2 separate regions of the Homo sapiens genome follow, and region 2 is linked to region 1. A link is an interaction called in ENCODE POLR2A ChIA-PET data of the cell type or tissue named here. Cell type or tissue: MCF 10A. All regions are shown on one strand. Links, peaks and the distances in the headings refer to the core of each region. The heading gives the core; the rest is flanking DNA. Region 1 overlaps MAPK8IP3 (mitogen-activated protein kinase 8 interacting protein 3). Region 2 overlaps JPT2 (Jupiter microtubule associated homolog 2).

Region 1 (9,704 bases), core at 818-8,817:
GCCCCTCAGGCTCAGGCTCCGGCTGCAGCAGATGAGACGGGGTCAGTCCTTACTCTGGATGTGTCGTGTTCAGATATTTTGCAGTGAGGCAGCCTCATGAACAGGAGTAATGAGGATGGGCAGGAGGGGCCAAGGAACAAGGCACAGGGGCAGGAAGGCTGGATTCCCTCTGCTGGCGCCAGGGGAACAGGCAGGGCTGGCAGTAACACCACAGGGAGGCAGGGCTGGGCACACATAAGACAATGGTCCTAAAAGGCATTGCTCATGGTGGCCGTGCAGCGCTGACCGTGATGCCAAGTCCCGTGGCTGGCTCTGCTGTGGGGTGTCTAAAGCACACCCGGCTTGTGTCTGTTTAAAATTGAACTTAGGCCGGGCGCGGTGGCTCACGCCTGTAATCCCAGCACTGTGGGAGGCCGAGGCAGGCGGATCATCAGGTCAGGAGATCGAGACCATCCTGGCTAACACGGTGAAACCCCGTCTCTACTAAAAATACAAAAAAAAATTAGCCAGGCGTGGGAGGCTGAGGCAGGAGAATGGCGTGAACCTGGGAGGTGGAACTTGCAGTGAGCCAAGTTCGTGCCACTGCACTCCAGCCTGGGTGACAGAGCGAGACTCCGCCTCAAAAAAAATAAAATAAAATAAAATAAAATAAAATTGAACTTAATAAAAATGAGAAACTGCAGCATCATGGGAGGGGAAGCGCCACGTAGGATCATAACTGAGTAGCTGCTCGAGCTGGGCTGCTGGCTGGCATGGAGCGGCCCCATCACTCGAGGTCTGCTTGCCCTGGGAGGGCTTGGGAAATCTTCACGGCCACCCTCTAACCATCGCTTCCTCTCCTCTCGCCCCCCATTTCAGCAGGAAGGAGCGCCCCACCTCCCTGAACGTGTTCCCCCTGGCTGACGGCACGGTACGTGCACAGATCGGGGGCAAGCTCGTGCCTGCGGGGGACCACTGGCACCTGAGTGACCTCGGCCAGCTGCAGTCCAGCTCCAGCTACCAGGTTTTGTAGCCGTGCCGTGGAGTGAGAGGCTCCTCCCTGTTGCTGGTGTTCCCCGTTCACTGGGGCGGGAGCCTCGTCTGCAGGCAGCCCTTCACGGCTCTCTGGGCCACTCGCCCTCTCCCTTCGTGTGTGGCAGGATGGAGAAACCCAGCCAGGGTGTCAGGGGCTCAGGCTGCCCAGCAGGCCCTGTGTGGCTGTGGCTGTTCCACGCGGCCTCGTGTCGGCACCTGCTAGTCCAGGCTAGACCTCCCTGCCCTTGGATAGACCGCTCTGTAGCCAGGGGTGTACAGTGCCTGTCAGGGTTGAGCTTAGTGATCCTCTCTCAAACCACACCCCCACATAAAGCCTCATGCTCACCCGGGCTCCAGCCAGACACATCCTGCCCCTGAGAGCCACGCCTCTACTCTCGGAGGAACGTCAGTGTCTAGAGTGTGGGGTTTGCCCTCCGTTGGCAGAAAGGTGAGGAGAAAGCTCCTCTTCTCTGGGCCCCTCCCTGCCTGTCCCTGGTAACGCCTCCTGGGTCCTGAGTTTGAGAAAGCAGAGCCTCGCCCCAGCAGGTACTCACAGCCAGAGTGCGGGGGCCCCAGCAGGTTCTCACAGCCAGCCGGTGAGTGCACCTCAGAGCACAGGGGCCCAGAGCCAGGCCACTCCTTCAGGGCCCCAGGTCGCTTGCTGCCAGTTTTGGCCTGTGAGCTCACTGGCCTCAGTGCCAGGTAAGGACAGCCACCTTCCTGGGAAGAAGAGGTGACCCCGGGTCTGGTGGATTTCCCACAGGGGCCGTCAGAGGATGTCCACAGAGGCAGAGCCCTTGGGGCCTGTGGGCTGGGTTGGGCTGGTGGATGTGGGGCCTGGGACTTCTCCAGAAGCTTACTTCCTGCTGCATGCTTTGCCGACTGTCCTTCCACCTCTAAGTGTCCATCGTGCCTGTGGGGGCTGCTGCAGGCTCCTGCTCCGTCAGCCCACCTGCTGCTGCGCTGCTCTGGGAGCGAGCTCCCTCATGGCATCTGGAACGCTCTCCTGTCCTCCCTGTGCTCAGGGCTGGAGAGAGGGTGGCGGGGCTGCGGGCTCCCCGGGCCTTCTGGGCCCAGCCCTGCCACCTGGGCCCACCTCCTCTCACTGTCTCTGGCTCACGCTTCCCGGGCCTGGAGCTGGGACCTGCCCATAGGCATCTGAAGACACGTCAGCCTCAGCCGGGGGGAGCCCTTGCTTGACGCTCTCTGGCCTCCGGGCTGCCTCTCGCGCCCGCTCTGGGCCCGCTCTTCTTCTCATGATGTCTTTCCTTTCACCTCCTGCGTTGTCTGACATCGTCGCTCTCTTCATAAATTGTAGCGTTTTATGTTTTCGTTCATAGGAGTGTTTTATTTGATTTTTCTTTATTTTAAATTATTACATTTAAGTTCTTTTTATTTTATGCTCTAGGTTTTGAAGTTTTTCTAATTTCTTAATTTTTTTGTTGTTTTTTGTTTTGTTTTGTTTTTGTTTTTATGTACTGTATTTTCAGTGTTTTAACCAAACAGTTGTGGCTACTCATGGTGAGGAATGACCGCTAAGAGTTTGGGTTCTTTCAGTGCATTTGGAGGTCACTGCTACACGTTGATGTTTAGGAGGTTGAGAGGTTTGCCTTTAGGTAAGTTGTGGCCAGGGGGAGTGTCCCATGGGTAAGTGGTGGCCCTGTAGGGTGACGGAGAGCTAGGGGAGGCGCAATCAGACTGCAGAATTCCCCGCAGCCACCATGAGGGTCAGGAGCAGGCCGGGGACCCAGCGTGGAGGAAGGTGGCCCAGAAGCGTTTGTCTGATGTGCACAGCTACACCCTGCCTGGCCACATGGGGTTCCCTGTTTTCTCTCTGCCGGGTGGTGGCAGAGTCGGTGAGACACCAGGTGCCTGTGACACATTGGGTAGACAGGTTCTTTGAGAACGTCAGCACAGACTTCTTGCATGAGCGGTACTCGCTTCCTCCAGCGTGGGGAGTGACATGAAGAGCAAGGGTTTTCCTTTCAAACTGGGCATAGCTGCAGAGCCACAGGCCGTCTCAGACATTTCTACAAAGCCACTCCGGGAGGCGGGCTGCGCCCGTGTGAGGGCTCTCCCTCGGCACTGCTCATCTTTTGGGGCTGGACATGCATGGCCTGGGCCGCTGGGACGCGGTGGGTGTGGAGCAGCATCCCTGGCTTCCACCCACGAAAGCCAGGAGCACCCCCTTCATTTGTGACCACAAAAATGTCTCTGGACTTTGCAAGCATCCCCTCGGGGCAGTCAGCCCAACTGAGAATAGCTACTATAGAGGAAGGTGTGTCATTTTGAGATTCCTTCTAGAGAAACTTAGGAGCCTGGTAGATGAAGCAGAAATGTGTCCTCTGAGTGAGTGGCCGTGTCCGGTACTGAGAGGCCCCGTGCCCTGAGTCTGGCGGTGACCAGAGAGGCTGGGCAGAGGCAGAGGTCAGCACTGGCCATGACTTCTGGAAGTCCCGTCTGCCCTGGTCACTTAAAGGCCAGTATAAGTCAGCTGTGGAGAGGGCTGGATACCCCCTCGACAGCTCCTCCCTGGGTGAGATCCTTAGCATTAGAGTCCCCCACGGTGCGCCCTCTGAGAGACCACGGGAACCCACCCAGCGGCTGCCTGGGACAGGCACAGGAGCCACCTGGGTGCCTCTGAGGCCTTGCACTTTCCCACACCTCAAGGAGGGCCGGGGGCCACGGGCAAGCTCTGCCATAGCGGGTGATCAGGTCAGCTAAGACGAGAACGTTTGGGGCTCTTTTTCTCCAGCTGGTTCAGTATCTTTGTTAGGAAAGACCATTGGAAAGAATGTTTGTTTCGCATTCCGCATTAGTCACATAGAATGCGCTCCTCCCTAGCGAGCTTCCTGAGGTAGACGGCTGGTTGCGGTTTCTCGTAATCCGGGCTGCCCCCACCCTCCAGAATGTCTTGGTGGCGTCCCTTTCTGTGAGCAGGGATTGTGGTTTCTTTGCGCTTGCTCATGTTCAGGGGTGAGCTCTGGTCCAGTCAAGCCACAGGGTCAGCACCTTCTGGTCACTCCCTGGCCCTGACCTGAGCCCGGGGAGGAACGTGGGGCAGGCGCGGGTGGGCCCAGCCTCGAGCTCTTCAGCACAGTGATGGTGACGGGGCAGCGGTGGCGGCACAGCCAGCCCTTCTTGGGTCCCCAGTCAGAGCCCTCTGCCCTACCTGGGCTGGACTTGTTTCTGAACAGCCACAAGCTACAGGGGGCTGCCGCTGTGTCCCTGGCGAGGCACTGGCCCATTACAAGCAATCGTCTGGGGAGGGCACCAGTGGAAAGCCCCGTTCCAAGCCATTTCAGGAGGGTGGCCCTGCTTCCGAGGAGCCGGAGTCAGTGGCCGGATAAGCAGAGCCACTCGGGAGTGGTGAGGCCCGGAAGGGTTAGCCCGGTGGGCGGCAGAGGAGCTCTGGCCCGCAGGGTGTCGGGCGAGGCAAAGTGCAAAGCATTGGTGCGCGGGGCCTCAGGCAGCCACGGCGGAGCCGCAGGCCAGGGACCTGCAGTGACTCGCTCTCCCTCCTCCCTGTGTTTGGCCTTAGTGTCCACAGGATGAAATGTCCGAGTCAGGCCAGTCCTCGGCGGCCGCCACACCCAGCACCACAGGCACCAAGTCCAACACGCCCACATCCTCCGTGCCCTCGGCCGCCGTCACACCCCTCAACGAGAGCCTGCAGCCCCTGGGGGACTATGGCGTGGGCTCCAAGAACAGCAAGCGTGCCCGGGAGAAGCGCGACAGCCGCAACATGGAAGTACAGGTCACCCAGGAGATGCGCAACGTCAGTATAGGTGGGTGCCCACCTCCGGGACTCTGGGCTCCCTCGGGCAGGAGGCAGGGCTTGGTTTGGGTAGATGTGAAACTAATGCACCAGGCGGGCAGTGCAGGCAGCAGAGACGTGTTCCTCACAGCCCGGAGGCTGGGGTCCAAGATCAAGGCGCTGGCAGGGTAGGTTCCTCCTGCGGCCACTCCTTGGCTTGTAGACACCACCTTCTCCCTGTGTCCTCAACAGGCATCCCCTGGGTGTGTCTGTGTCCTCATCTCCAGCTCCTACAAGGACATAGCCCCATTGGATTAGAGCCACCACGTGACCTCATTTTACCATAATCACCTCTTGAAAGGCCCAGCCTCCAAATACAGTCATGCTAGGGGGTATCTATTAACATATGGATTTGGGGAGACACAACTAAGGCAGTAGCCTGCGTCACCCCACGGCACACAGCCCCACTAACCAGTAACCTGCATCGCCCCACGGCACACAGCCCCACTAACCAGTAACCTGCATCGCCCCACGGCACACAGCCCCACTAACCAGTAACCTGCATCGCCCCACGGCACACAGTCCCACTAACCAGTAGCCTACGTCACCCCATGGCACACAGCCCCACTAACCAGTAACCTGCGTTGCCCCACGGCACACAGGCCAGTGAGGGAAAGAGAAGAGGGGAATGAGGGCCGAGAGGAGGTCCAGCCACTGGCTTGCTTGGACGTGGGATCTCTGGGGACTGGGCTTACTGCTGACACTCCCATGCAGAGAGGCTGCTGCAACCCACCCCGCTCCAGGCCCCGCCTCAGACGTCTACTGTGCTGGGGTTCGACCTCTGCCCAGTCAGCCTGGGAAGAGCTGTTTTCTGATCATCCCCACCTAGCAGGTGGTCCAGCTCCAGCCCACCAGACTCAGGTTCCGAGGGCAGCCGTGAGCAGGGCAGAGGCTGCCAGACCCTCTCCTGACCCCAGGTGCCCCTGTGCTCTCCCCTAGGCATGGGCAGCAGTGACGAGTGGTCTGATGTTCAAGACATTATTGACTCCACGCCAGAGCTGGACATGTGTCCAGAGACCCGCCTGGACCGCACAGGAAGCAGGTACTGGCTCAGCCCAGGCCCTGGGGTCCTGGGGGCTCAGTATTTATCCAAGTCGGTGTCTTTGGTGAAGTCTTCCTCTGCCACCACTGGGAGAACCATCAAGGCTGTGGCCTACCGCCTCCATCCACGACCGGCCTGCAGGGCAGTGTGGGCATTGAATGGCCACGGTGGGAGGTGTTGGAAGAGTCTGCAGACGCAGCCACTCCGGGCTGCCCACTGACTCTGCTCTCTCTCCCGACCTGTGGATCCCAACAGCCCAACCCAGGGCATCGTGAACAAAGCTTTCGGCATCAACACCGACTCCCTGTACCATGAGCTGTCGACGGCAGGGTCTGAGGTCATCGGGGATGTGGACGAAGGGGCCGACCTCCTAGGTAAGCGCAAGCCTTCCCCCGCACCGCTGTGCCTGCACAATGCTGGGGCTTTCTGCTGTTGGTTTTGTTTGTAATGAAAGGAAAGTCCTCTGTCAGCTGTGAGCTAGGAACCTTTTTTTTTCCAGCTTTGTTGAGTTGCGTTTCACATGGAATTGTCCCTCCATCTCCACAGGGGATTGGTTTCTGGACTGCCCCAAGGATGCCAAAATCTGAGGCTTCTCAAGTCCCTGCTCTGAAGTGGTGTAGTGTTTGCACCCTCCCGTGTACTCTAAATCACCTCTAGGTTATGTTGTAGATGCTGTGTAAGTAGTTGCTGTTATGCTGTGTCGTTTAGGGAATAATGACAGGAAAAAAGTGTACACGTCAGTACAGACACGGCCACCACAGGCCTGTACATTTTCTGTGAGGCTGGTTGAATCCACACATGCAGAACTCGTGGGTATTGAGGGTCGACTGTATCATAAAATTCACCCGCTTCGAGTGCACGGTGCGGTGGGTTACAGCGTACTCACAGGTGGGGCAGCCACCCCCATGATCTCAGTTTAGAATGTTCCGCCATCCCTAAAAGAAATCCATGCCTGTTAGCCTCGCCCCATCTTCTGCACACACCCTCAGGGCTGCCAACTCTCCAGGAGGTTGGGAGGGTGCCCGCTTCTCTGCTCTGTGCCCATTAGCCTCGCCGCACACCCTAGGACCATTGACTTTGGAGGAGGTTGGGAGGGTGCCCACTTGCCCACTCCTCCGCAGACAGCCCTGGCTTCACCTCAGCGCCACAGGTCTACACCGGACCCCTGTGCCTAGGTCTGTGGCGGCTGCAAACATCAGGACCTGCTTCCTGTCAGCACGTGGAGTCTCCTGTGCTCATGGCATCTGCTGGCAGCTGAGCACTGGCCATGTGGCTCTGAGCCCCAGGCTTTCAGGCATGACAGGCGGGCAGTAGGACAGCGCAGTCTGTCCCCTTGCACGCGTCAGGGTCCGAGCCTTTCGCCATGGCCTTGCTTCCCCCAGCCCGCAGGGTGAGAAGCTCCTGGATCCCAGGCTGCCTCCTGGTGTACTCCTGAGCTGATTGTCTTATCTGGGGCAGGGGGACCTCCAGGGAGCAGAGTAATGTGGGGTGCTGAGCACCAGCAGGGCCTCACCCTGACAGGGAGGCCTGTCTCATCCTGGCTTGAGTCAGAAAGTGCCCCAGTAGAGGCCATGTATGAGTAACATAATATTCACCATGTTAACCGAGTTGAAGTGTTCAGTTCAGTAGTGTTGGACACACTGTACTTGGTGGTGAAAGATGGAATGCTCCCCGAGATCAGGACGGCGGTGAGGGCGCACTTTGGTGCTGTGAATTTTCTGTGGAACTTTTCTCATGTGTTGCAAAAATATATATAAAAAATCCAAAGGAGATTAATCTTCAGAAAAATCCTGCTAAATAGGGGTAATCTCTTTTAATATTTTGCTATCCTTCCACTCTACATAATTCAGATAATGTTTATTTATTTATTTATTTATTTATTTCTTAGACAAAGTCCCGCTCTGTCGCCAGGCTGGAATGCAGTGGCGCCATCTTGGCTCACTGCAACCTCCGCCTCCCAGGTTCAAGCAATTCTCCTGTCTCCGCCTCCCAAGTAGCTGGAATTAGAGGCACGCGCCACCACGCCCGGCTAATTTTTGTATTTTTAGTGCAGACGGGGTTTCACAATATTTGCCAGGCTGGTCTTGAACTCCTGACCTCCGGTGATCCACCCGCCTCAGGCTCCCAAAGTACTGGGATTACAAGTGTGAGCCACCATGCCCGGCCGATAATGTATATTTTTTAGCTATTTTTTTTATTTTTTGAAAAAATTATATATGCTTATAATAATATTTAAATAATATCAGCAAATGCCAAGAAGAGAGTAAAAACCAGAGGGAACCTCCCCACCATGCTATAATGATTTTTTTTTTTTTTGAGACGGAGTCCCACTTTGTGGGCCAGGCTGGAGTGCAGTGGTGCGATCTCGGCTCACTGCAACCTCTGCCTTCCCGGGTTGAAGCAATTCTCCTGCCTCAGCCTCGTGAGTAGCTGTGATTACAGGCATGCACCACCATGCCCAGGTAATTTTTGTATTTTTAGTAGAGATGGGGTTTCACAGTGTTGGTCAGGCTGGTTTTGATCTCCTGACCTTGTGATCCACCCGCCTCGGCCTCCCAGAGTGCTGGGATTACAGGCGTGAGCCACCACTCCTGGCCGATTGTTTTAATGTCTTGGTGACACCTACCAGACACCATGGCCCATGGCCCACAGAGGTATGACACATGTGTACGCAGAACACACAGTGTCAGGTCGCAGCTGCCCTTCTCATTGTGGGCGGTGTCATTTCCGTGGGTGGCAGCACTGACGGGCACGGCCACCGTCGGTCCTTACTGCAGCATCAAGCCGCCCTCCTGCCAGTGTCCCCATTTATAGATGAAGAAACTGAGGCCGGGCACAGTGGCTCATGCCCGTAATCCCAGCACTTTGGGAGGCCGAGGCGGGTGGATTGCTTGAAGTCAGGAGTTTGAGACCAGCCTGGCCAACATGGTGAAACCCATCTCTACTAAAAATACAAAAAGAAATTAGCTGGGCCTGGTGGCGGGCACCTGTAATCCCAGCTACTCGGGAGACTGAGGCAGAAGAATTGTTTGAACCCAGGAAGCGGAGATTGCAGTGAGCTGAGATCGCACCATTGCACTCCAGCCTGGGTGACAGGGAGAGGGACTCTGTCTCAAAAAAAAAACTGAGGTCAGGGAGGGTGAGATGACGGTGAGAGCTCGGACTTGAACGCAGGTCCCACCCAGAACAGCAGCCCTAACTCTGAGCAAGGTCTGTGCTGTTCAGTAGCTCTATTGAGATGTGATTTCCACACTGTGTAATTCATTCACTTACGGTGTACAGTCCAGTGGGTCTTAGCATGCTCGGTGTTGACAGTCACATCGTCTTCACCCCCAAAAGGAAACCCCGTGCCCATGAGCAGTCGCTTTGTCTGCCCCTCGTCCCCAGCCCCAGGCAACCACAAATCCATGCTCTGTCTCTGTAGATTTGCCTGTTCCAGACGTTTCACAGCAATGGGCCTTTTCTGCCTGGCTTCTTTAACGTTGCATCACATCTTCAAGGTCCATCCCAGCTGCAGCGTGTCAGTGCCTCCTGGCTTTTCACTGCTGAGTAGTGCCCGTTGCATGGACAGACCACGTTGTGCTCACCTGTTTGCCCTAATGGGCCCCTGCTTGGTGCTTTCCACCTTTGGGAGGCTGTGAATCGTGCTCCAGCCACACTCTGACCCCCGCCCGGCTCCAAGAGATGACCAGGATTGGCAGCTTCCTCACCAACCAGGGACTCTGTGGCCTGCGCATCCGCCCATCCTGTTGGCTGTGGTACCCTGTGCTCAACCCGTGGCCTTTGTGCTGCCTCGCCCTGCTGCACAGCCACCCCCTGCAGCACCCACCT
Region 2 (9,704 bases), core at 1,125-9,124, 55 kb before region 1:
TTATTAAGTGACTAACATTCTCGTTGTTTCCGGTTTATGAATTTAGGCCCAGGGACTCCTGCATGTCCTTTTTAGCAAGGATAGCAGAATAATATATCGCATGCAAGATAGAATCCTATCTGAGCCATTTCCAGGTGTATGAATCTGCTCATTTGGCCCCTACTCAGCAGAGTCATGTCTGGAGCTGTTCCTAGAGCACTCCATGGAAGGCAGGCGGTACCACTTTGCCCGTTCCACATGGTCTCATGCCCAGTGGGGAGCCCGGCCCCTTGCGGTTAGTGAGCCAGCCTCTACTCCTGGTCACAGTGTGTGGTGCCAGCCATCATGGCTCCCCATGCCAGGTTCCTGCTTCTCATGGTCCTTCTCACGGTTGTTGGGAGTTTTCCTATCTCTCCAGTGCTCTTGGAAGACGGTTTATGGTATATTATCAAGGGAAGCCTGAAAGGGAAACTGCTAGTTGTGTTCACCACCCAACGAGATCTGGAGTCCTGCCTTCTTTCTACACTTAGTCACACAGACCTAGCCCCACAGCCCTCTAGTTGCAGGGCTTGATTGAGAAAAGTATGCAGAGGCCGAGAGTGTGTGTGACCGACCACATCATAGCCATCGAATGTTTATCAATTCCCATTCAGTGTTTCAGTGAATCTTCAGTAGTCTCTGTGTTCTTTGTTAGTCACCTGGTTTAGATGTTCCATGAATTGTTCTTCCTCTTCTAGCAATGATGACCAACGTCTATGAATTGTTAATATTTACCGGGGACTGTGCTAAGTGCTTTGCATGTGTATTTTTCATTTGGTGTTCGCTATAACTAGGAGTAGGTTGTTTTGCTCCTTTCACAGAGGAGGAAACAGGCTTGGAAAAGGTCACTGGCATGCATAAATCCCAAGCTAGTCAGTAGCAGAGCTAGTCGGTAGCAGAACTAGTCCGTAGCAGAGCTAGTCGGTAGCAGACCTAGCCGGTAGCAGTGCTAGTCGGTGGCAGAGCTAGCCTTTGAATTGAGGTTTTTCTGACTCCAGATTCCATGCCTTAAACTGACTTCCTGAATGTATCCACTGGGATAAATTTCTCAAAATGGAATTGGTAGATCAGATGATATATGAGTTTAAAATATGGATAGATAGTTCCAACCGGTTTTTCAGGGCATTGCCTGGTGTTTACCATTCTTGTGTATGTGCTTATTTGCACCAGCAGTATTTATCTTTTAGTTTTGCTTTTAAAAACAAATCTTGTAGGCCAGGTGCGGTGGCTCACGCCTGTAATCCCAGCATTTTGGGAGGCCGAGGTGGGAGGATTGCCTGAGCCCAGGAGTTTGAAACTGGCTTGGGCAACATAGCGAGGCCCAATCTCCCAAATAAATAAATGATATTTTTAAAAACAAAATAACACAGAGCCCTTGGAAATCAAAAATCTAGCAGGAGGAAAAAACATCTCTCGAGTTTATCTTCAATTATTAGTGAATTTAAGCATGTTTTCTTGCTTCAAAGCTGAATTTATTTTTCAAGTAAAATGGTAATAGACATATGTGGTATGACTACCTAGTTATGAAGGTTAAAAGCAGAGGTACATTGTTTAGTACCTATTGCACGTATACGTGGTAAAAATGTTTGTGGTTTCCAAAAAATTCAGGAGTGTGGTAACCTTGGGTGAGAGTGAAGGAACACAGGAGTTTCTGGGAACGGGCACTGTTCTCGATGACTTTGGCAGTGGTTACCTGGTGTCTGCCTTGTAGTTATTTGTGATAGTTAATGTCTTACAGACTTTTCTGTTATGTTTCACAGTTTAACTATTTTTTAAAAATGAGTGATGTCTTTGGCCAAAAACTTCAAATTGAGTTACTTTTATCTTCTATTTTAAAAAGCTGGAGTCACATTAAAAAAAAAAAAAGTCAGCCGTTATAGCACAGCCAGGAACATTGCAGTGGGGGCTGGGGGTTGCACACACAGTTTTATCCGCCCCGTGGTCCTGACGTGCTTGTTGACACAGCCCTGCAGCATTGCTGAGGGCTTACTCAGCAGGCCAGGACTATTCTAACCACGTCACCTGAGTTAACTTGTTTAGCCTCACCAGTGACCCTAGGTAGGTATGATTATTTATTACCTTTTTTTTGTTTTGTTGGTTTTTTGAGACAGGATCTTAGTCTGTCACCCAGGCTACAGTGCAGTGGCACCATCACAGCTCACCGCCTCCAACTTCTGAGCTCAGGCAGTCCTCTCACCTCAACCTTCTGAGGAGCGGGACCAGAGGCTAATTTTAAAATATTTTTGTAGAGACAAGGTCTCACTTGTTTCCCACGCTAGTATTGAACTCCTGGACTCAAGCAGTCCTCCCACCTTGGCCTCCCACCGTGCTAAGATTACAGGTGTGAGCCAGTGCACTTGGACTGTTTGTTACCTTTTTAAAGTTAAGAAGATGGATATGAAGGAAGGTTGACATAACTTGTCCAAGGTCTCACAGTTAGTGAGCAGCTGAGCAGAGACTCCCTGACCCAGGCAGTCTGGCCACAGGACACTCTCCCCACCGTGCTGTGCTGCTCTCCCTGGCCAGGGGTGTCAAGCTTGGGGACTGTGGGTCCCTGGGAGGTCCATGGCTGAGGTTCAGAAGGTTTATCACCCTGAAGTCATGTGAAAAATGTACACATTTCTCTGCAGGGCGAGTCCCGCATATCCCCAGGTGTTCTGTTACCACCTGCAAAAGGTAGACACGCCCGCCCGACCCCCCACTTGCTGTGCTCTGTTATAGTCCTCCTTGTCGCTGCACTCTGGGCCCCTAGAACTGGTGTCCCAGAAAGCCACCCTGCTTTAGGCCCCGCCGCAGCAGTGGGGCCCTCAAGCGGGTCTGAAGACGAGCAGGTGCACAGACCCCCAGCCGAGCCTCATCTCCACGCAAGCACACGTGGGCTCTTCATCCGGTTGCTTCTGTGGAGCAGTGTGGATTGTTAACACTAGGAATTAACTGTTGAATATGTGGTTTTTTCCTGTAACCAAATTGCTGTAACTGTACACTAACCTTGTGTGAGAAAAGTTTGTAGTCCTGCTAAAAGCTCCTCTGTCTCTGCCTATATAAATGAAACCCTAATGTCCCTACTTCAGAACACTGACTCCATTCCTTTGGAGTTGGTGTTTCCAGGTGGGCTATACTCAAGCATTACACATGAATAAACTCTCTTTAAGTTAAATAAATCAATTTACAAAATGTAATTTTTCGAGAACAGAAAATGCAAAAGATCAAAACTCTGTAAACAAAAAAAGGAGACCATGTTAAGCAGTGTGGAGCCCCTGCATTTCCCCAGTCCTGTTTCTTCACACGTGTAGGCATCCCCCACAGGTAACTGCTTTTCTTCAGATAAAAGCAAATAAGAACACTTCCCCTTTTACATGAAAACACTGCATGCTATATGGATTGTTTGCACCCTTGTGTTTTCACTGGATGATATGTATAGATACCTCTTTATCATTGCATAGAAAATAGAGTTGACATGTTTATTTCCATCCCAGACACTGTTGTAAGCATTTGACATATGAGCTACAGTAACTCACTGAGCTTTCTTCCAGTCCTGTGAGGGAGTTCTTTTATTATCCCCATTCTACAGATGAGGACTGTGGGACACAGAAAGGCCAAGTAACTTCCATAGGATCACACAGCAAGTTAGCAGAATGCATCTTCTTTCCTCTTAGATTATAAGTTCTTGGTGCACCAGGGCCATGATTTTAATGACACCAACCTCCATTTAGCATAGCACTTTGTCAAAAGTGGGTGCTTGGTGTCTGCTGAGTGAAGAGATGATCAGTTGGTCCCACAGGGTAGCCATCTTTCTGTGGAATGTTAGGCACGGGCATTTATGCTGAGCATCTAGCCTTTAGTCACCTGCTACTAGGAAGTTACCTCTTAGACGCACATTTTCATTATGGCTTATCAAGTCACTTATAGTTGGCAACAAAGATGTTACATGTGTCTAATTTGCTGACATATCTAGTCACTGGAAGTACCAGCCAGAATGAGGTCAGAAGAATGACTAATAAATATTTTCAGGATGGCAGGTTTCCCTTGAATAGGGCATGTTATTAAATTCAGAACTCTTATCTGTGTGACTTAAACATTTAGCTGTTTATTTTTAATCTACTGAAGAACTTTTCATGGGTTTTGTGAGCAGACACTTCAACAGGAAAGCATGAAATGTTCAGGGTTAAAGAAATTCTAGAGGGAAAATCTGCAGTTTGATGCCATCTCACCTCTAGAGGCCAGCCTAGATCAGCTCAGTTCTAGACATAAGGGCTGCAGGCAGGCCCCTGATCCAGCCATGGTTTTCAGGGGTTTCATGGATCTTCAGGGGTTTCAGTCTGAGCATCCTGCCCTGTTGGCCTGGAGCTCAGGGCTGGCACTCGGGGTTCCTATGAGAGGAGGTCTCCAAAGCACTGCGGGGGTGGGGTGGGGTGGGGTCCGGTGGACGTCTGGTTGCTCAGTGTTCTGTGATCGTTTCTGCAGGGGGTAAAGGAAGTGGTATCTTTGACGAATCAACCCCCGTGCAGACTCGACAGCACCTGAACCCACCTGGAGGGAAGACCAGCGACATTTTTGGGTCTCCGGTCACTGCCACTTCACGCTTGGCACACCCAAACAAACCCAAGGTATGGACTGCATTCAGACGTGACAGCGCAGCAGCGGGTATGCCAGGTGCTCTTTCCAAAAAGGCTCCAAGGCAGATGCGACATGTTTTTAGGGAGAATCATGGTGGGTGCCGTAGATTATCCTGGATGCAAGCATTAGTCATCGAGTTTGGAAGTTCCCCTGAGTCACCCAGGAAACAGTCCAGCCTTGTGCTGACTGAAGCCGTGGGGGAAGCTCTTCTGTGCTGGTGGCGGACGCCCACTGCAGACGGGCTGTGGCGGCTCCTCACTGCAGTGCTGCGGGGCGCGGAGAAGCGGTGGGGAGCGGAACGTGCCGCAGACGAGCTGGGCCCTTGTCCGTCTTCCACTCTTCCTGTTTCACCTTGCAGAGGAAAAGTGACAGTTCTTTTCTGATGGGCTTTTCCCCGCACAGTCAAGGTCCTCGGCTGGTTACCTGTGGAGATTGTCAGCACTTGACTGAAGCGTAGCTGACGCCTCTGACCCAGTAATGGCATCAGTAGGATAAGACAAGTGGCCTGGAAAGGAGAGGAATGCCTACACGATGCGACCTCGGGCATGGCCTTAGCAGGGATTGATCAGAGCTGCAGCCTCCCTGGGCTATGGTGGAGGGCTTGCCTAAGGCCAGTCTCGGCTTTCGTGAGGACCAGAGCCTGCACTACCCTAGCTTGGACATTTGTTTGAATGGTGGCAGAACATTTCTAGGGTTTACTGCAGCCACCGTTCATCAGTAAGAAAGACCAGGATTTATTACTAACATAATTAGCGATATTTTTTCATCTATTCACTTTTCTACCTTTTTTGTGGTTAAAAGATATGGTCTGGTTCCTTAAAGTGGAAAATTCTTAACCATTTCTGGAGTTACTTAACGCCTAGAAAACTGCTGCATGTTTATTGGTTTATATGCTGGAAGATGGCCCATTGCAGAATTAAAATGGAAATGTAGACAGAAAGGAGAGGACATGAGTGGATGAGGGCATTGATCGCGGCCAGCCTGGTTTGGATTGCCCTACATCTCTCTTGTGCTGGCATCTCTGCAGCGACATCTCTTTCCAGTGTATAGAGTCTTATATAGGACCTGTTAGACTCTGCTGAGGTTTGGTCGTGTTTTTTCGTTTTATTTTGTTTTTTCTTTGAAATAGAGTCTCATTCTGTTGCCCAGGCTGGAGTGCAGTGGCACGATCTCAACTCACTGCAGCCACTATCTCCTGGGTTCAAGCAATTCTGCCTCAGCGTCCCGAGTAGCCAGTGTTACATGCATGCACCACCACGTCCGGCTAATTTTTGTATTTTTAGAAGAGACAGGGTTTCACCATGTTGGCCAGGCTGGTCTTGAACTCCTGTCCTCCAGTGATCCACCCGCTTCAGCCTCCCAAAGTGCTGGGATTACAAATGTGAGCCACTGTGCCCTGCCATGCTGTCTGAGTTATTTTCAAGAGAGCATCTATTTGGGAAGTATCTTTGGGGGCTTTACTACAAGGTGAACTTTGGCAAGACCAGAAATGTCCCAAAAGTCAGCAATTCCTCTACTACGTAAAGCACTCGAATTAGCCGGACACGAGAGCAAGGTGCTTCCTGCTGAGACTCACACTTTCCAGTGAACGTAGATCAGGTAGAGGACTGTAGGACATCAGTACAACTGGGCATAGAACAAGTGGAAACAGAGTAGAGCTTTCTTTGATTTTCTAATAAAGTTCTTTTGGTCCAGGACCATTGGACATCGCTAGCATCACCAGAGAAATGACTAATTCCAGGTCAGGGTCAGGGAATATACAAAATAAGCGTAGAATATCTCGTAATGCCAGAAAATGAGGAAGCCCTTACAGGCTGCTAGGGTGGTGTCAGAGGACTTGGGGAACAAGGTGAAGAGCAGCCATGGGGCCAGAGATGGGACCATTTGATTATCAAAAAGTGAAATAATTGCAGTGGATTTAAATTCACCAACTGTTCAGAATTCCCGGCTTCCTATTGATACTAAAAGTAATGTAATTTACGACCTTGGGAGAATGCTGGAGGACCGGCTCGTCACTGCGAAAGCGGGCAGATGACAGAAGGGGGCATTTAGCCAGCATTTCCTGCATGAAGTGTGTGTTAGGATAGCAGCTGTTGAAAGAAAGTTCCCTTTTATAAAAGTTTCTGGGATGTAAGTGAAGAAGGAATAAAGGAATTAGAATATCACTGTTTTATAAACTTGTACTGAAATCGTGGATCTGAGAAAATGTTCATCAGTGGCCGTTAACATCACAAAATGAGAGAGAACCAACACTTATGGGCCTGGGAATGGAAATCCACCATGGGCCCCCATTGACGCTGTTTCGTCAAAAAAATCAAGCTCAAATCAGACCAAGCCACATATTAATTAACACCACAGAGCTGCGCTCAGAACAATGGCTTACATAGGAAACAACATGACGAGAATAGAGGGAGGTCCTGAGGATTAAAGAGAGACAAGAATGTAGCCCTATAAGAGTCCTAATGGTGTTTTATTCTGTAATGGGAAAAAAGTCCTATAATTCATATGGAATTTCATGGTACCCCAAGTATCCAAAAATAATAATAATTGAAAAAGATGTTGGAGCTCTTACTTCCTGCTCTCAAATCTTACTGCAAAGCAACGGTAATCCAAACAGCATGGCACTGGCATGAAGACAGACACACTGACCAGTGGAGTCAAGTTGAGAACTGAGAAATAAAGCCTTCCAAAGGGCTTTTTTTTTTTTCACAAGGGTGCCAAGATCATCCAGTGGGGAAAGAACAGTCTCTTTAGCAAATGGCATTGGTACAATTGCATATGCACATGCAGAAGGATAAAAGCTTACTCTTTCTTACACCATACACAAGAATGAACTCAAAATGGATCGAAGACCTAAAGTTAAGGGCAAAAACTATAAAATTCTTAGAAGAAAATATAGGGACAAATCTTCATGACCCTGGATTTGGCAATGGAGGTTTAGATATGACACCAAAAACAGAGGCAACAAAATTAAAAATAAATTGGGCCGTGCATGGTGTCTCACACTTGTAATCCCAGTACTTTGGAAGGCCAAGGTGGGAGAATCACTTGAGCCCAGGAGTTCCAGACCAGCCTGGACAACATAGAGAGACCTCAACTCTAAAAAAACTTTTTTTTAACTAGCTGGGGGCTGGGTACAGTGGCTCATGCCTGTAATCCCAGCACCTTGGGAGGCCGAGGCAGGCGGATCACCTGAGGCCGGGAGTTCGAGACCAGCCTGACCAACATGGAGAAACCCCGTCTCTACTAAAAGTATAAAATTAGCCGGGCCTGGTGGCACATGCTTGTAATCTCAGCTACTCGGGAGGCTGAGGCAGGAGAATCGCTTGAACCCAGGAGGTGGAGGTTGCAGTGAGCTGAGATCGTGCTATTGCACTCCAGCCTGGGCAACAAGAGCGAAACTCCGTCCCAAAAAAAAAAAAAAAAATCAGTTGCGTATGGTTGCGTGCACCTGTGGTCCTAGTTACCTGGGAGGCTGAGGTGGGAAGATTGCTTGAGCCCAGTTGTTCAAGGCTGCAGAGAGCAGTGATTTTGCCATTTGCACTCCAGCCTGGGTGACAGAATGAGATCCTGTCTCAAAAAAATTATAAAAAGCCTAGGCATAGTGGCTCATGCCTATAACCCCAGCACTTTGGGAGGCTGAAGCAGGCAGATTGCTTGAGCCTAGGATTTTGAGACCAGCCTGGGCAGCATGACAAAACCCCTTCTCCACAAAAATACAAAAAATTACCCGGGCATGGTGGTGCACACCTGTGGTCCCAGCTGTTCAGGAGGCTGAGTTGGGAGGATCACTTGAGCCCAGGAGGCAGAGGTTGCAGTGAGCTAAGATCATGCAACTGCACTCCAGCATGGGCAACAAGCAAGACTGTCTGAAAAAATAAGTAAATAAATAGGTCTTCATTAAAGTTATAAACTTCTGTGCATCAAAGGACACTATAAAGAATGAAAACAGGCCAGGCACAGTGGCTAACACCTGTAATCCCATCACTTTGGGAGGCCGAGGTGGGCAGATCACCTGAGGTCAAGAGTTCGAGACCAGCCTAGCCAACATGGTGAAACCCCATGTCTACTAAAAATACGAAAACTAGCCGGGCATGATGGTGGATGCCTGTAATCCCAGGTACTCGGAAGACTGAGGCAGAAGAATCAACTGAACCTGGGAGGCTGAGGTTGCAATGAGTTGAGACTGCGCCATTGCACTCCAACCTGAGTGACAGAATGAGACTCTGTCTCAAAAAAACAAAAAACAAACAAAAAAGCCTGGGCACAGTGGCTCACACCTGTAATCCCAGCAATTTGGGAGGCTGAGGCAGGCGGATCACGAGGTCAGATCAAGACCATCCTGGCTAACATGGTGAAACCCCGTCTCTACTAAAAATACAAAAAAAGTAGCTGGGCGCCTGTACTCCCAGCTACTCTGGAGGCTGAGGCAAGAGAATTGCTTGAACCCAGAAGGCAAAGGGCGCAGTGAGCCGAGATTGCGCCACTGCACTCCAGCCTGGGCAACAGAGTGAGACTCCGTGTCAAAAAAAAAAAAAAGTGAAAAGATAACTCGCAGAATGGGAGGAAATATTTGCAAATCATTTCTGATAAGGAGTTACTATCCAGAATACATAAAGAATGCCTACAACTCAACAACGAAATAACAAACCCAATTCAAAAATGGTAGTGGACTTGAATATACATTTCTCCAAAGAAGAGATACAAGCAGCCAAAAACCACCCGAAAAGATGGTCAGTGTTATTAATAACTGGGGACATGCACATCAGAAACCCGTGAGATGCCAGTGCATGCCTGTTCGGATGGTGTGATGTAAAAATGGAAAATACGAGTTGGTGAGGATGCAGAGAAACTGGAGCCCTCGTGCATTGCTAGTGGGATTGGAAGATGGTGCAGTGGCTGTGGATACTGCCAGTTCCTCAGAGTTAAACAGGATTACCATATGACCGAATAATTCCACTCTTAAGTACGTACTCACAAGATTTGAAAACAAGGAGTCAAACACTAGATCCTTGCACCAGGATTATTCACAGTAGCCCAAGGGCGGGAATGACTCATTTGTCCATCAA

What was found. Peaks named below come from ENCODE experiments on the same cell type or tissue, not always from the same donor. Only the 100,000 strongest peaks of a DNase experiment are listed, where the experiment ranks them.
Region 2: POLR2A ChIA-PET joins it to region 1 with 24 read pairs; 9 of 35 experiments call an interaction of 5 or more read pairs at or near these places.

Annotation. Positions count from the first base shown.
Region 1 is chr16:1,742,474-1,752,177 of GRCh38, forward strand. MAPK8IP3 (mitogen-activated protein kinase 8 interacting protein 3) reads left to right here. Exons shown (of 32, transcript NM_001318852.2): 5 at 859-1,003; 6 at 4,556-4,802; 7 at 5,771-5,873; 8 at 6,129-6,247. Among named protein-coding and RNA genes, the nearest start is that of MIR3177, 12 kb to the left of the region's middle. RefSeq lists a silencer at 8,443-8,655 and an enhancer at 9,699-9,704. In MCF 10A, for the core only: no CTCF peak of the experiment used is centred there; DNase peaks (open chromatin) are centred at 1,468, 3,248 and 3,868.
Region 2 is chr16:1,687,361-1,697,064 of GRCh38, forward strand. It overlaps JPT2 (Jupiter microtubule associated homolog 2), which reads left to right. Exons shown (of 5, transcript NM_144570.3): 3 at 4,483-4,625. Among named protein-coding and RNA genes, the nearest start is that of JPT2, 14 kb to the left of the region's middle. RefSeq lists enhancers at 2,462-3,158, 4,728-5,022. In MCF 10A, for the core only: a CTCF peak has its summit at 4,219 (motif pointing right); DNase peaks (open chromatin) are centred at 1,671, 1,991 and 4,781.